3 separate regions of the Mus musculus genome follow, and all the other regions are linked to region 1. A link is a loop called in an ENCODE intact Hi-C map of the cell type or tissue named here. Cell type or tissue: left cerebral cortex. All regions are shown on one strand. Links, peaks and the distances in the headings refer to the core of each region. The heading gives the core; the rest is flanking DNA.

The links. Peaks named below come from ENCODE experiments on the same cell type or tissue, not always from the same donor. Only the 100,000 strongest peaks of a DNase experiment are listed, where the experiment ranks them.
Region 2: a loop joins it to region 1, with 2.2 times the contacts of the local background. A loop is called at or near these places in 7 of 42 quality-filtered maps.
Region 3: it touches region 1 in a loop (3-fold over the local background); 7 of 42 quality-filtered maps call a loop at or near these places.

The regions. Positions count from the first base shown.
Region 1 is chr17:47,734,117-47,739,149 of GRCm38, forward strand. Pgc (progastricsin (pepsinogen C)) reads left to right here. Exons shown (of 9, transcript NM_025973.3): 9 at 69-362. The coding sequence ends at 221. It also overlaps a transcript of Tfeb not described here. Among named protein-coding and RNA genes, the nearest start is that of Pgc, 9.8 kb to the left of the region's middle. In left cerebral cortex, for the core only: CTCF peaks have their summits at 2,924 (motif pointing left) and 4,231; DNase peaks (open chromatin) are centred at 2,905 and 3,732; H3K4me3 peaks cover 1,681 bases; H3K27ac peaks cover 1,583 bases.
Region 2 is chr17:47,872,050-47,877,082 of GRCm38, forward strand. It overlaps Foxp4 (forkhead box P4), which reads right to left. Exons shown (of 17, transcript NM_001110825.1): 10 at 3,791-3,874; 11 at 3,471-3,639; 12 at 3,306-3,382; 13 at 2,586-2,687. Among named protein-coding and RNA genes, the nearest start is that of Gm25201, 34 kb to the left of the region's middle. In left cerebral cortex, for the core only: a CTCF peak has its summit at 1,590; DNase peaks (open chromatin) are centred at 468, 1,618, 2,666 and 2,915; H3K4me3 peaks cover 428 bases; H3K27ac peaks cover 1,058 bases.
Region 3 is chr17:47,790,979-47,796,011 of GRCm38, forward strand. Tfeb (transcription factor EB) reads left to right here. Exons shown (of 8, transcript NM_011549.3): 8 at 357-1,438. The coding sequence ends at 836. Among named protein-coding and RNA genes, the nearest start is that of Tfeb, 7.8 kb to the left of the region's middle. In left cerebral cortex, for the core only: CTCF peaks have their summits at 1,647 (motif pointing right) and 2,601 (motif pointing right); DNase peaks (open chromatin) are centred at 1,688 and 2,597.

The DNA of each region.
Region 1 (5,033 bases), core at 521-4,520:
TTCGTTACTCAAGGGCTGAAGTTCAGCCCACAAGTAAACAAATGTGTGAATGTCTTTCTGTTGAACAGGAGGAAGGCTCCTGCATGGTGGGTCTGGAGAGCCTCTCCCTGAACGCTGAGAGTGGCCAGCCCCTCTGGATCCTCGGGGATGTCTTCCTCAGGTCTTACTATGCTGTCTTCGACATGGGCAATAACAGGGTGGGCCTTGCCCCTTCTGTCTAGACTTGACATCTAGACAAACCCCCCCCCCACCCCCGTGCCCTTCCTTCTTCCCCTCAGCCTGTCCCATCTGCCCCGCCTCTCTGTATCCAGCTTTCCTTTTCTGGAAACCTAGACATTCCCTAATAATAAATAGTCCTCCATATTGACCAGCCTGTTGAGTCATTTGTATGTAGGGGGTGAGTATTGGGGGAGCTGGGCAAAGCTGTGCCATGTCAGATTCCTTGGGTCTCGGGGAACTGTCAGAGTGGGAGACAGGGCAAGTTCCGCTTTGATTGACCTTAGTGGCCACAAGGTTTCCCTGTGGGTCACTCAGATGCCAAGTGAAATGGAGTTGGAAGCCAGGCTTGGAGATAGGCCTGTACCCTTCTGTGCTTGGAATCTATTCACAGATTCCCTCTGACGAGATAAAACAGGCATTGAAGTGCCAGGCTTGGTGGCACATGCTTTTAATCCCAGCACTCGGGAGGCAGAGGCAGACGGATTTCTGAGTTCGAGGCCAGCCTAGTCTACAAAGTGAGTTCCAGGACAGCCAGGGCTACACAGAGAAACCCTGTCTCAACCCCCCCCCCAAAAAAAAACCCCAAAAAACAAAAAAACAAAAAACAGACATTGAGGGAGGGGTTTGTGCCTGCCAGGCAAAGGGAAAATACTATGTTGAATCACATCCCCAAACATTCCCACTGGCCTCAAGGCCACAGGAATGCCTTCCAGCAGCGTATGGAGGCGACGGTGACACAGAGCGAGGAGTTGGTCTCCTCAACTTTGAACCAGTTTTGACTAGAGTTTCCTGAAGGATGCTGTATGCATGTTTCTTTCTAACAGTTGTGGTCCTTGAGGAAGCAAGATGCTATTTCTAGGATGACACTGAGTAAGTCCCAGGATGTGTTGGAAGGAGGGCCGTCCCTCGGCTGTGGACCGCAGGGCCAGCTCTTTCCTAGGCTTTCTCTAACCAGCTCAGTGAGAGGTGTGTCGCTCTAGATTTCATTCTTAGGAGCGTCTTAGAAAGCCCCAGAAACTTGCAGTCACATGATGAGGGGGTGGAGAGGAGCAAGAGAAGAGGGAGAAGAGGAAGAAAAGAAAGAGGAGAGAGAGGAGAGAGGAGAGAGGAGAGAAAGAAAAGGGCAGGAGGCAGAGAGAAAAGAAGGTGGTGGGAGAAGAGATGAAGAAAAAGGAGGGACCACAAGCTAAGGGATATCCTAGTGCCGGGAGCTTCCAGCAGGAGGGACAGGCATGGCAGAAGACTAGTAATTCTGAGCAGTACAATGTAGGTGCTGACGCTGGTCCAACTTCTCTCACACTTAGGGGCAGGGACAAAAGGGCAAGATCCAGGTCATGTACCACATTCCAAACGGAGACAGGATATATCGTGAAAACGGTGGGCTCTTGAGCAAGGGGTTTTACATCTCACACCTGCCGGATGAAACCAAAAATCATGCTCCGAGCACAGTGGCCGTTTCCCACCAAGCAGGCAAACTTGCAGAGGGCATTCATTCCATCAGGAGTGTCTGAATAACAAAACAAGTCAGGAGCAGCGGCACACACCTCCGACTCCAGCCTTCTCGGAAAGCAGAGGCAGGCAGAGCTCCGTCAGATTGAGGGCACTATAATCAACTAATGAATTCTAGGCCACCTAGGGTTATTGGGTGAGTCTGTCTCCACGAAACAAAGCAATGGTAGAAATAACAATAAACCAGGTTTTAAGGCCAAGCACGTGAACCCTGGAGTGTGGCTTCAGTGCTCTCGCAGACCTTGCCTGGAAATCTCACAAAGAGAACTGTTTTGATTACAGTTAAGATATCCTGCCTTCCTTTATAACCTTTTACCTAATCAATTACAACAGTATCTGCTACACCCCAGGAAACGTCCCGTGATCTTATTTAAATTTCTCAGCAGTCCTTTGAAGATAACTGCGGGACTCACCAAAACAAAAGTATGGCTATGGTAAAAGACAAGGAGAAGCCCTTGCCCAGTTTCTCTGTCAACTTCCTCTTAATCCCTATGTTTTAAATCTACATTAAAAAAAAATATATATATATATATATATATTTAAACCAGGCAGTAGTGGTATACACTTTTAATCCCAGCACTTGAAAGACAGGTGGATCTCTGTGAATTTAAGGCCAGACTGTCTACAAATCTAGTTGTAGAACAGCCAAGGCTACACAAAGAAACCTTGTGTTAAAGAACCATATATATATACTTACATAAATATATATTTAATAAACTAAAGCTCTGCTTCATACTGGCTTGTCCTGAAATTATAATAATAATTAATAGAGCAACAACAATAATATTGTTATTATTATTTAACAAAGAAATCAAAACTCTCCCCAAGTGGAAGTTGCTAAGGGATAGGGTAACTTCTCAGGTTGCTGCTGGCAATTATGGGGGTGGGATCCTATATTTTTCTCACACTTTCTGGAAAAGCAGCTTGCTATTGGTCCTTTTTCAAGATGTAATAATATAGAAAGTCATATCACGGGCCATCATTGACAGAAAAAAAGAGAGAAAATCTGAAAAGGGAATAAAGACAAACGTTTAAAGTTAAAAATTGACTCCTAGGGAACAGCGGCCAGTAGAATGGAACTGCAAATCCCGGCGAGCCCTTCGCGGCTGCGACGGGGACTACATTTCCCAGCGGGCACAGCGGTAGGCCTATGGGGGGCGGTCCGCAGGAGGGGCGGGTGCTGCCCTCTGCCGGGCGCAGCGGGAAGTGGGCGCGGAGTGACAGCCGGAGCCCAAGCGCCGGGCGCGGGGCTAGGTGACAGCGGAGGCGGCAGCTGCGGGCGGGACGCAGAGAACGGAGACGGCGCCGACAGCGGCGGGAAGGGCGGACGGGGCGGGTCTGGCTGGTGGCGCGTAGCCCGAGGAGCCCGACAGCGGGCGGCGGGCGAAGCTCGGGGGCTGGGCACCCGAACTTGGGACAAGTTGCCGGAACCTCAGGGCGCCGGCGGCGGACAGATTGACCTTCAGAGCGAGGTGAGCGGGACTAGGGGGCAAGGGGTGCAGGGGGACCGGGGAACGCCGGCGCCGCACTTCCCATCCTGTGGGTGTCTGAGACAGGTGGGGGGGTAGGTGGGGGTACAGACTGGAGCAGGACAGGGTGCACTGCGCCGCCACCCACCCGCAGCCGGTGCAGCCCTGGGTACCCGGCGCGTGGCCCGAGCGATGCAGCTCGCCAGCCGGGGAGCCCCTCGGGCCCCTCCCTTCGGGCCGGGCCGGGGGACGCCTCCCCGCGACCTTATGTAACCGGGGCGGGAGTGGCCGGGGCGGGCACGGGCCTTCCTGGCCCGGGGAAGCTGAGCGGAGCTGGGGCGGGAGGTGCAGGAGTGAACTTGCAAGAAGTTTTGAGGGACTCCCGGGCCCTGAGCTCGCTCTCCCTCCCCCGATAGAACGGGGGCGGGGGGGGCTCGGGGGAGGGAGTCCGAGGCCCGAGGAGGTGTGCAGGCACCAAGGCCGGCGGGGCCTGGCCCAGCCTGGATGGTCGCGCGGAGTGGGAGGGCCGGAGAGGCGCCACGCCCCGTGGGCTGGGCTGCCTGAGTCCCGGGTAGTGTGGACGTCCCATCACTGCCTCCCTCCCTCCCTCGTTTGCCTTTCTCTCTCCTGAACCTCTTGCAGAAGACCCCTCTGGTTTCAGCCCCTGATGCCCCTGGCAAACTTCTCCTCTTGCACTATCCCACCACCCTAGGGAACCCCAACTCGGGTCGCACCCTCGGTGCACCTTGCTTTCTGCTTCCTCGAGCTCCCAGTCGTCTGCCCTCCTCCCTGAGCCACACTCTTGGTCCTCAATTCCGGAAAATACGCCCCCTTTTCCCTGTCTACCCCCACACTCGCACTGTCCAACCCCAGGCTAGCCCGCCCCTTCAGGTCAGTGCTTTCGTCTCCCCACCCCCAACTCCGGACCCCGTCGCCTCTTCCGCCCAGCGCCTCCTGGAAGGGAGCTGGCGGATGCCACCTGGGTCCCCGCCCTCGGCCCCCGCTGTGCTCTGGGTTCTGGCTTCACGCACCGCTGCCCGGAGCTGCTCGGGGCTGCGCGAGCAGGTTCGCGCCGCAGCCGCCTGGCGCGCCCCAGCCCCGCGCCCTGGGGAGGAAGGGAGGGCGCCCGCCCGCCCGCCCGGGTGGGGCTGGTCTGCGCCAGCGCTACCCCGGCCCCCGGCCTCCATTCTGCGCCTGCCCCTCACCGCGACGTCCTTCCCCAACCTGCGTCAGTTCTCGCCTGTCTTGCAGGAGACCATTCAGTGTGACAATTGCAGGACTAAACTTGAGCGCTCAGTTCGCTGGGGGAAGTGTGGGCTCCACTTGCCCGCACCCGGAGTGAGGGGCTGCTTGATGAAGCAGGGAAGGGGAGCCTCTGGGACGTGGCCTGAGGCCCCTACACCCACCCTGGCCGGGATTCCACTGGCCCAGACTAGGCACTCGGGCTGTTGGGGGGTGAGGTGGGGACGGTCTCCAGTTTCCTCTACGGCGGCCAGGTGCAGATGCTGGCAGATCCGAACGCGGAGGCCTGGCTCGATGGCCCGCTCACTCCCGAGCTGCCCAGTGCCCCGCTGGAGCCAGTCGCCATCCCCCAGGCTCTGCGTTCGGGCAGCTCCCAGTCTAGAGAAAATGAGCCAGCCATAGTTACCCGCTAGCCAGGAGAGGCAGTAGACGGGAAGGACAGCTGCCTCTGGAGCCTTTACTGTGCCTCAGTTTCTCTCGGCTCATTTGGTTCCCTTCTTTCAGCTCGCCTCCTAGTTACGAGAGAGCTGCGAAGCAGAGGGTGTGATGAAGTGCAGGTCTATTTGGGGGTTCTCCTCTGTGAGAGGAGCCGCT
Region 2 (5,033 bases), core at 431-4,430, 140 kb after region 1:
TTCAGAAATTGAGGTCACCTGGTTGGTAGGACACATGGGCGGGGATTGCAGGGCCCAATTCCCTCTGGAAGCCTGGGTGAGGGCACTGATCCACCCATCTCCTGTCCCCAGGTCCCTTGGTCCCACCTCCCTATCTCTGCTCTCAGTTTTTCTGTCTCTCACCAGCAGCCCCAGCCCTGTCCCCATTACATGTCCCCCACCAGTCTCCTCCAACCCGCCTATCCCGGCTCTTCTTTACATTTCTAAACGGGGAAGAAAGCGGGCAGGGCAGGCAGCGGGTGCCCCTGGAGATCTGCTCTCCCTCTCTCCCATCCAACTCTTGCCTCTTGCAACTGGCCCGATTTCATTACCAATTTTAATTTGCCTCTAATTAAATCCTGTGTATTTTTCCGACTCGCTTGCTAACCCACGAGGGAGGCGGGCGGCTGGAGTGGAATCTCACGGAGCGATAATTACAAAGGGCCTAATCACGCCGGGGCTCCTGCCTCGGAATAAATTTGCCCGCATTACGGGGCTCCGATCCTCCGCTTTGCAAATGAGAATGACCCCAATTTCCGAGGGTGGCCTCGCCGGGGCTTTTTTTCCCTCGTTTCGAAGCCTGATTCGTGACGAGAGACTAATTCGTTACGCTGAAACATTAACGGCAATTTAAGGGGTCTGGCGGGGGCTGCGTAAACAAAAGGATGGGCCCACAACACAGGCCCTAGGAGGGGATGGACACAGGAAGGCTGCTGAGGACCATCCACTTGGCAGATGGTAGCTCTGTCCCTAAGAAATGGCAGCTGGCTTGGCACACGCCCACCCCCAAGCCTGGATACCCTAGGTCTAAAGCAGCCGGCATGGTCTATGGATGGGGACCAGAAGGGGTGGGGGTGGGGATCAAGAAACCCAAGTGATGTAGAGAAAGATGACCCGGAGAAGGTGCAAAATAGATGGGAAGAAACCACAGGCTACTCTTTCCCCAGTAGCATGAATGAAGTTGGCTGGCTGAAAAGAACTCTCAAAGTCAGTGTGGATCTCAAGCCAGTACAGTCTGACCGGACAGGGCAGTGTGGCACCCCCCAGGGTGCCACGTAGCAACAAGCCACACTATATCAGGACCAGATTAGGGTTGTGTGTGAGGGATGAAACAGATCAAGGTGAGGCTCTCGGCATGGCCACTGAGAAGCTATGAAAGCTGCCTGAACCAGCTCTACGCTATATTCAACTCTAGGTGATGGGATTGTATCATCTGTAAAGTCTGCCATCTGACCTGGCCTAGACGTTGGAGGCTGGACCAGGTGGCTCCTAAAACACAACGCTAGCTCAAAAAGAGGGCAGGGCTGTGGTTGCCAGGAAGTGACATCACTCATAGCCAATCAGAGTGGCTGCCCCTGCTGCATAGTCTAAGCTTTGGGAGGTTGGCACAGGAAAGGGAAGATGCCATGATAGGCCCTTCTAGTAGTCCTTTGCACATTACTAAGGTAGAAAAGGCTGGACAGCTGCAGATCCCACCCAGTGCTTGGCGGTGCCCTGGCCCGGAGGGCCTCCTCCGTTCCACTGTGGAGAAACCCGTCACACTGCAGGAGGTCTGTTTGGCTGCAGTTTTCTCACAGGCCAGCAGGAGGACCCGAGAGCCAGGGATACAATTAGAGTTCTGAGAGAGTGAGAGAGAGACGCCCTCTCATGTATCTTGACTTCCTGAAAGGGCCAATACTCCACCCCCCACTTCCTCCTCCTCGTCCAACTCCGCCTTAATTTAGATACCACCTTCTCATCTTGCTTCATAGTGCAAGACACACATGGTGCGCATGCACACCCTATATCGACCATAGAACAGTGTCCCAGCCTACATCTCTGGCCCATTTTCCTAGGTCCTTGCATTCCTCTGGTCTCCAAGGAAAATGCTTATAGCTGAAAGTGTTAAGTGACTAATTGAATAGAGACAATTACCTCCCTGCCACTGGTGAGCTGGGTGCTGTATGTATCCATTTGTGTCCCTGGGAGTGGTCTATAGACTTCAGTCTACCCATGTATTGGGGCCAGTATACACCTTTGAACCTCCTCCTAGACTGGATTAGTTATGAAATCTGGAGCCATGGATTTACCCCAGGACCTGCCACTGAGCTGACCGTCAACCCTCCAGAGGCCCTGTCTCAGGGAGTTGGAATTCTTTGTACCATACTAAAGAGAAATAATTTCTTCCCGTTAAAGAGACAGTGCGAGGCTGGCCAAGGTCATTAAAAGGAAGACACTGTGCATGCCTAGCGCACACACAGGGCTGGATTCCACACCTAGCAACTGTCTAACAGGGTGTGGTGATGTTCACTTGAAATCCTGGCACTCAGGGAGGTGGAGGCAGGGCGATCATTAAACCCAGGGTTTTAAGACCATCTGCGACAATACGCAAGTCCCCGATGTACAAAATAGCAAGTTAGGAACACTGGAGTTGCTGCTGAGGGGACCGGGGTGAGGGCTATTGGTGGACCTGGTGGGCTATTTCTGCAGAACTGTTGAGGGGACAAAGTAGTAGGTAGCCTTGGTCTCAGTAGACTGTGGCGGTTTAGAGAAGAAAGTCAGGATGAGGGAGATAGGGCAGGTCTTACCTTCCAGGTGGCCGTGTTTCTTCGGAAGTAGGCGAACATCCTGGTGAACCAGTTATAAATCTCATTTAGCGTCAGCTGCCGATCTGGAGTTTCCAGAATGGCCTGCAGGCAAGGAAAGGGCAAAGAGACCCTCAGACTAGATCTGGGGGCCTCACGGCCCTGTGTTCCACCCTTTTATGTAGCCCCTGACTCATCCTTGAGGACAGGAGACCCAGAGGCGGGTTGGGATTCCCCGCTAGGCTAATGAGCTAAGAGAGCTGAGGGTATTGGGAGCCGGGCCTCCAGAGACTGCGCATGTGCAAAAAAGACATGGGAGCCCTTCACGGTTGGGGGTGAGAAAGGGCTTCATGCGCCCTAGCCTGAGGTAGCACTATTGTTGAGGCGGTTGGGGATTTTCTTTATTTGGGCAAAGTGCGCCCTGAGAGAACGCACGTCTGTAGGAAGTACCACAGAATAGCCACGTGTGTAAGGGCATGTGCTTGTGTTTATGAATAGCAAGTGCGAGCTAGTGTACGTATGCAGAAGTGAGCGTCACCCTGTGCATATGGACAATAAAGATGAATGGGAATGGACCCAGTGAGCTCAGGCAGGATATGCTACAGCCCGCAGGAGGCAGACCGGAGGAGAGGGGCTCAGGAGTGAGGGACCTTATGGTCGGGCATCAGGAGGCCTGGCTCCAGTAAACTTGCCTTCTCCATCCTTCCGGCCTTCCATGCTTACCTGGCGGATAAGGGAAGCGTAGGTGAAGGGGGGCCTGACGTCAGCGTTCTTGTAGAACTCATGATTCTGGGCAAGCTCTGGGGGAGACAGGCAGAAGGTGAGGCAGCCAGATCGGGAACCCCCATCAGTTGGGGTTGGGGGGTACCCCTCCTACAGCAGCCTCACCTGAGGAGATGGGGGAGCAGAATTTGTCATTACTTCTCCTGCGGGCAGGGCCCCCACTGTGCAAAGAGGCAGAGCCCAGGCCAGGGGGACGCAGGGGTGTGACGGGGGCAGCGGCTGAAGTTGGGGGGTGCACGAGGCCATCCGGGAACGGGTCTGCGGAGACGGTCACCTTGGAGAATGAGGAGGAGCCAGGGACTGGGTTCAGCTGTGAGCAATGGGGTAGGTGCTGAGAAAAGCACCCCAAGAGGTTGTTCCCTGAAGGTCAGGGCTGTGCTGAGGAGGGGTCGGGGGATGCTGGGAAGTGGGGGCAGGGCACTCACTGGCTGGCTGAAGGGCTTGGGCTCTGAAGGCCGCATGTGCAGATGTGCCATCATGGCCTGCAGCCGCTCACTCTCCTTGGCCAGCTGTGAAAAGGCACAGTGAGGGGGGGATGGGTTCTTATTCCCCTACAGGTTACCTGTCACTGTCACTGTCACTGGAGACCTGGAGGCCCTCAGAAAGTCTCAACACACACACACACACACACACACACACACACACACACACACCACCCTTTCCTCACCTCTCTCACACACACCCCTCCCCCAACTCTGTCACACATACACACACCTCCCACTCCCCACCTCTCTCTCTCACACACACATACACACTTGTGCATATGCACGCACATACCTCCCTGCCTTTCTCCACTCTCTTTCACACAGACACCCCCTCCCCCCTCCCGTCACATACACATAAACACATGCACACACACACACACACACACACACACGCTCACAAACACACACCCTGCCCCTCACCCCTCCTTCACTCTCTCTCACACACACACACATCACACACACACACACACACACACACACACACACACACACACACCAGCACCCCCCCCCCCAACCAAGGCACCTGTTCCCTCTGAGCCTCACTTCTGAAAACTTGCTAAAGGCCTTGGCCATTCTTTGCCCTTCTGGACTCCCACCTCCTCAGGACCAGGAACTGACGCTCTCTCCCTTTCTCTACAGCAGTCTTGGGCTCACACCACCTTACACATGGCAATCTTCTTCCAACCAGCCATGCGCCCCTTCTCCCCACGGGAGGCTGAACAACACCCCAGTGCCTGCCTGGCTCACTACTGAAGAGGTGAGTGGGGACGGCAAATGATTCACTTCCCCCATTCATAAACCTCAAAGCATCTCTTACAACTGCCCTCTCTCCACCCTGTGAGCAGCCAGAGATGGTTAAGCAGGGACGGCTGATTCGGTGGCTCTCTTAAGGACTCGATGTGATGCCGGAGTAAGGGTTCTAATCCCAGTCCCTCCATTCCCTGAGTGGCTCCCTAGGCCTGTGTTATATGGAGATGATGGTATCCGGCAGGCAGGGCAGGCAGACCACTCTGAGGATGTCCTGAAGCACGCTGCACAGCAGGCCTGCACATTAGCCATTCACATGAGTCTTGTTTTTACTTAGCATATAAAAACAGCTCCCTGCATACAGGGCCTCAGCCTTGGCTACTCAGCCTCAGCTGTCCTCACCTCACACGATGGTGAATAAGCCCTAGAGAGCACA
Region 3 (5,033 bases), core at 431-4,430, 57 kb after region 1:
ATAGAAGTCACTTTTTTTCCACCTACAAAAACTTAGCATTGGCGAATAAGAACTCACCCTTAGTTAAGGAAATGCGTTTTGATGGTTTCCATTCCCACCACCACCACCACCCAGCTCAGTTTAAAATCCTGAGAGGGACCTAGCCAAGGTGTACCATGGTGGCTTCACGAACCGCTGGCCAGCTGTAACTTGCAGCCTGGAGAGCTTGGTCTAAGCTCACACTGCCCTCTGCTCTCTGTTCCTCCAGCTGAGATAGTCACAGGAGATGGGGGCAAGTGGTGCAGTGGGTCACAGGGAGGGAGGGCTAGCCTGGGCTGCTGTCATGTGTATCTCATCCTTCTGTCCATTCCAAACAGGAGCTGGAGATGCAGGCACGCGTGCACGGCCTCCCCACCACCTCGCCGTCGGGTGTGAATATGGCCGAGCTGGCCCAGCAGGTGGTGAAGCAAGAGTTGCCCAGTGAGGATGGCCCAGGGGAGGCGCTGATGCTGGGGCCTGAGGTCCCTGAGCCTGAGCAAATGCCGGCTCTTCCTCCCCAGGCTCCGCTGCCCTCGGCCGCCCAGCCACAGTCTCCGTTCCATCACCTGGACTTCAGCCATGGCCTGAGCTTTGGGGGTGGGGGCGACGAGGGGCCCACAGGTTACCCCGATACCCTGGGGACAGAGCACGGCTCCCCATTCCCCAACCTGTCCAAGAAGGATCTGGACTTAATGCTCCTAGATGACTCCCTGCTCCCCCTGGCCTCTGACCCCCTCTTTTCTACCATGTCTCCTGAGGCCTCCAAGGCCAGCAGCCGCCGGAGCAGCTTCAGCATGGAGGAGGGTGATGTTCTGTGACGCTGGCTGCCCCTGTGCCAAGGAGCAGGGGATGCCTGGAGGCTGGGAGGACCGAGCAGAGCCCTCCCATCCTTCAGGCTGCACTTGGTGTGAAGTAGCCGCCTACCCTGCCTCTCTCCTTCCCCTTGGCTGCTACCCCCACCCTGTTTGGACTTAGTGCCTGCCTGGCAGCTGATGGGGCTGGAGGAGCCCTCCCCCTCGGCTTCGGGCCCCCTCCTCTGGCGGCAGTACTATGACTATGATGGGGAAGAACAGGGGTGAGGCAGAAGAGAAATAAGAAGAAATCCTGCTAGGGGAGCCCCTCTCCTGAGCCTGGGCTCTCCTGTGGAGGACATTTTGGAGAAGGAGGTACAAGTACCTCTGAGGCAGCAGCTGGTCTGGGGGTGCCCGGGCCTGCCTTCCTGGGACTAGATGGCACCCAGCCTGTCGCCCTCAGCCTGAACTCCCCCACAAGTGGGGCATCCACCCCCATTTGGTGCTAACAGCTCTCCCCTGGTGGTATGAGGGTGGGGTGGCCAGAAGAGGAGTCTGGGTTCAGGGTGGCGAGCACCCCCACCCCCAGACCTCCCACTTTGTGCCTTTAGTAAACACTGTGCTTTGTAGTATGTTGTCCTGGCTCTGCGGTGCGTCCTCAGCCCATGACTATGAGGGGCGGGGCGGGGGCCGAGCGGGGAGGGCAGCCCAGTGGACTCCTTCTTGGATTAAGAATTCAATTGCTCCATGAAGGATCTGAAGGAGGTTCTCTTGGATTCAGAGGCCAAAGAAACAACCTTGACAGCGTGGGGCTGAGAGCATTGTCTCACTGAGGCCACATGGTGGCGCTGCAGCCATGCTGGTCTGGACCCACACCTCCAGCTGTGGTCTGAACAGCAGTGGAGGTGGGTGTGTGGCTGGCCGGCGTTCTAGCATGGCCCTCAACATTCTTCCCGGTGTTGGTAGCTACAGACCAGCTGGAGACCAGGCTGTATCCTTATGGCGATAGGAAATGGACCCATTTGGAACAGATGAGAGCACAGGACCCTGGCTGGGAGTCAAAGCTTAGGGTTCACTCCCCTTCCTGGCTGGGTCTATGCCCTAGTGAGGTTCAGGACCCGCTTTGCTCCAGGTTCCTGGATGGGGAAGTAACCTGGGCAGGGTCTCTAGAGGTTCTTAGTTCCTCGGTTTCCAAGACTCTTTAGCCAGGGACCAAAATGGTTTCCCCTCAAAGGGCCCTAAAAGGCCAAAGGAGCCTAATTAAAAAGAATTTAAATTTTTTTCTCCTCTTTGAAGAACAAGAGATCAAATCAATAATTGGAGCAATGAATGTTCAGAGAAAGAAAGGCGGTCAAACGGCGTGGTCAAGACGGCACTAGGCTGCCTGAGCTGAAGGGTTACTATCAAGGTCAGATGGAGGTGTGGTTGACCTTGTAGAGCCTGAGTTAGCCTGGCCATATCTCCTTCCAGTTCCTGGTCTCCATTGCCTGGGATTTACCCTCATGAGACCCACGGGGTAAACCCCAAACTCTGTCTGAGGTCAACTAGAGACTGGGATTTGGGGCTCATGGGGTTTGGGCCAGCACCTCAGGTGTTGTTGGATCTGATATTTCCGTCACCCTGGGGACGTGGGGACGTGGGAAGCTGCCTTCTACTTCCTCACATAACCCGTCAAACACACCCCGAGTTACCCCTGTCACCAAGGCCTGGAGCTTCCTTCCTTTGATTTGTTCACAGCCTGCTGCCTGGGCACTGGGTCAGGACTAGGGTGTGAGTGGGGTTCTGTCCACACGAGGGCGCACAGGCCCAGGCAACAGCGGTCTGAGGAGCCAGCCTGAAGACTGAGTACTCCACACAGCCTGGGTGACTTCCATCCTGCCTGGGGCTGCTGATGTCCACCCTCTGGGGTGAAATCCAAGCCAGGTGCTGCCTCCGGCAGTTCAAGCCACCAAGAAATGTGTATCTGAGACTGGCTGGCCAGACCCTGACCTGCAGTAGCAAGGGAGTCAGGCTGGGGGTTATGACTGCCAGTTAAATAAGGGGACTATGTTCTTCACCCTTAGATGATGAGTGAGCTTGGCAGGACGTCTGCAGGGTAAAATCTCATTCAGACTGATAATGTGTGCTGTAAAGCAGAGATGGTCCCTCCAACCGTTTCCTTCCAATGAGGGAGCCCCCTTTAGGCCTTGGGGACAAACTCTGGTGGGATGAGATCCTAGCAGCCATAGCTTTCTTGGGTCCCATGTGGGAGGACCTGAGGTAGGAGCTGAGCAGGCAGAGCTGGGTCATATACATGACTGCCCATCCCCCGGGCGCCAAGTTCCTATGTCTGTCTGTCTGTCTGCCCACACCAGCTGCTCCCACTTCCCTGGTTGTCAGTTCTGGATTTCTACAGGGACAACTGGGTAAGGGACACTGTGACCTCAGGATGACCTGCTTGACATCTCAGCTCCCACCATTTTTTTTTTCCAAATTGGATTCTTCATTTGCTATTTTGTAGCTTTTAACAAGCTGAAGGTGTGAGACGCTGGTGTACACACAGACAGACACAATTCTAGTCCTAGCTTCAGGAACACCTGTCCCTTGCCCTCTCTCAAGGTCTGTCTCCTCCCCTGCCCTCTGAGCCCTCTGGCCAGCTGGAAAGAGCTCTTTTAACGCCTTTCTGGCTTCCCAGGCCTCCAGACCCATAGTCCGGCCCCTGTCTCCCCTGCTCTCCTCTGAACTCATCTCTTCTTTGCTGCCTTTTCTGAGGGGGACAGTGGAATTATACAATATTTAAGCAGCCAGAGCCAGGTCCTGGAAGATATTATTAATGTAAAAGGGATGGACCGCAAATGCTTTTGGACCTGGTTACAATTAGAGGGTGATTTTTCTAAAGGTCAATGAATTCAGATGATATCCACAGGGGGGAGAGAAATTTAATACCTTTTTAGTGAATTAATTAATTATAATATTATATCGGCTTGGGGTTCTTTTCCAGAGTGATTAAGGCGGTGATCTGTCTTCTGCGAGCTGGCTGCTGTGAGGACCCTGTCACGGGCTTGGTGACTGAGGCCCTTCATTCTCCTCTCAGCCAGCCAGGTAGGGGGCTGGGAGGACGCAGACAGCTCAGAAGGGCTTCTCAGGTGTGGTGATTGGCTCTGTCCTGCTCCTCAGCCTATGTACGCAGTCGGCTCCCTGCTCTTGGTATCAAGCCTCATACCATGTGACTTAGAGGACTCTCCTTTACACTTAGGGAAACTGAGGCCCATGGATTTTTTTTTTTTTTTTTTCGAGACAGGGTTTCTCTGTGTAGCCCTGGCTGTCCTGGAACTCACTTTGTAGACCAGGCTGGCCTCGAACTCAGAAATCCTCCTGCCTCTGCCTCCCAAGTGCTGGGATTAAAGGCATGTGCCACCACCGCCCGGCTGGAGTATCAGATCTTAACTGAGCATGCTAGCCAAGGACAGCCCTGCAGGGCCATCCTATAAACCAAGTAGTCTGGAAAACCAACCCCCAATCGGGGAAGTGCCAGTGTGGCATTTGATCTTCCTGTCAGGAAACTATTATGGGGTGTGGAGTGTGCTCATGGGGCTGCAGGGCATTGCTGTCCCAGGGAGACCAGAGCATGGCCACGTTTGTCCCTGTCTTTAGTCAAACAGCCTTCTAACAAACCTTCATAGGACATCACTTTATTCCTTGGGAGACAGGCTGACAGTCATTCTGGAGCCCCAGCTCGGCTTCTTAGAGAAGTGGAGAGTGGGAGCCTGAGGCTAGAGAGGCATCACCAGGGAAGTGCTGAGCAGTCCCTGAGTGCTGACCCTAGTGTGTGTGATGGTGAGCTGACTGGAGTGCTCCCCCTGGAGGAGGAAGAAGGGAACGCTCCAGGTATGGGACACTTGTAGTGCAGAGAGGTCTAAAAGTGCAGGGGCCAAGTGAGGGCCTGGCCTCATGTGGCACTTAGTCCATGAGGCAGGGGCAGGGCTGCCTTTGCCTACCCAAGTTCCAGATGTGTTGACCGAGACTGCTCCACAAGGCCACAGCATCTGGGTGGAAAGCCAGAAACAACAAAGCCAATGAGACCAGCACTTAATGGTGGGCTCTGCTGCGTGAGAGTCTCTTTGTGCCTCAGTGTCCCCATCTGTTGACGAGATTGCAATATATAACTAATTCAGGCTGCTGTATGAATTAAAATGGGAGTAAGGGGAACTAAACTTTGCTGACACCCTTAGGGGGGATCACTGC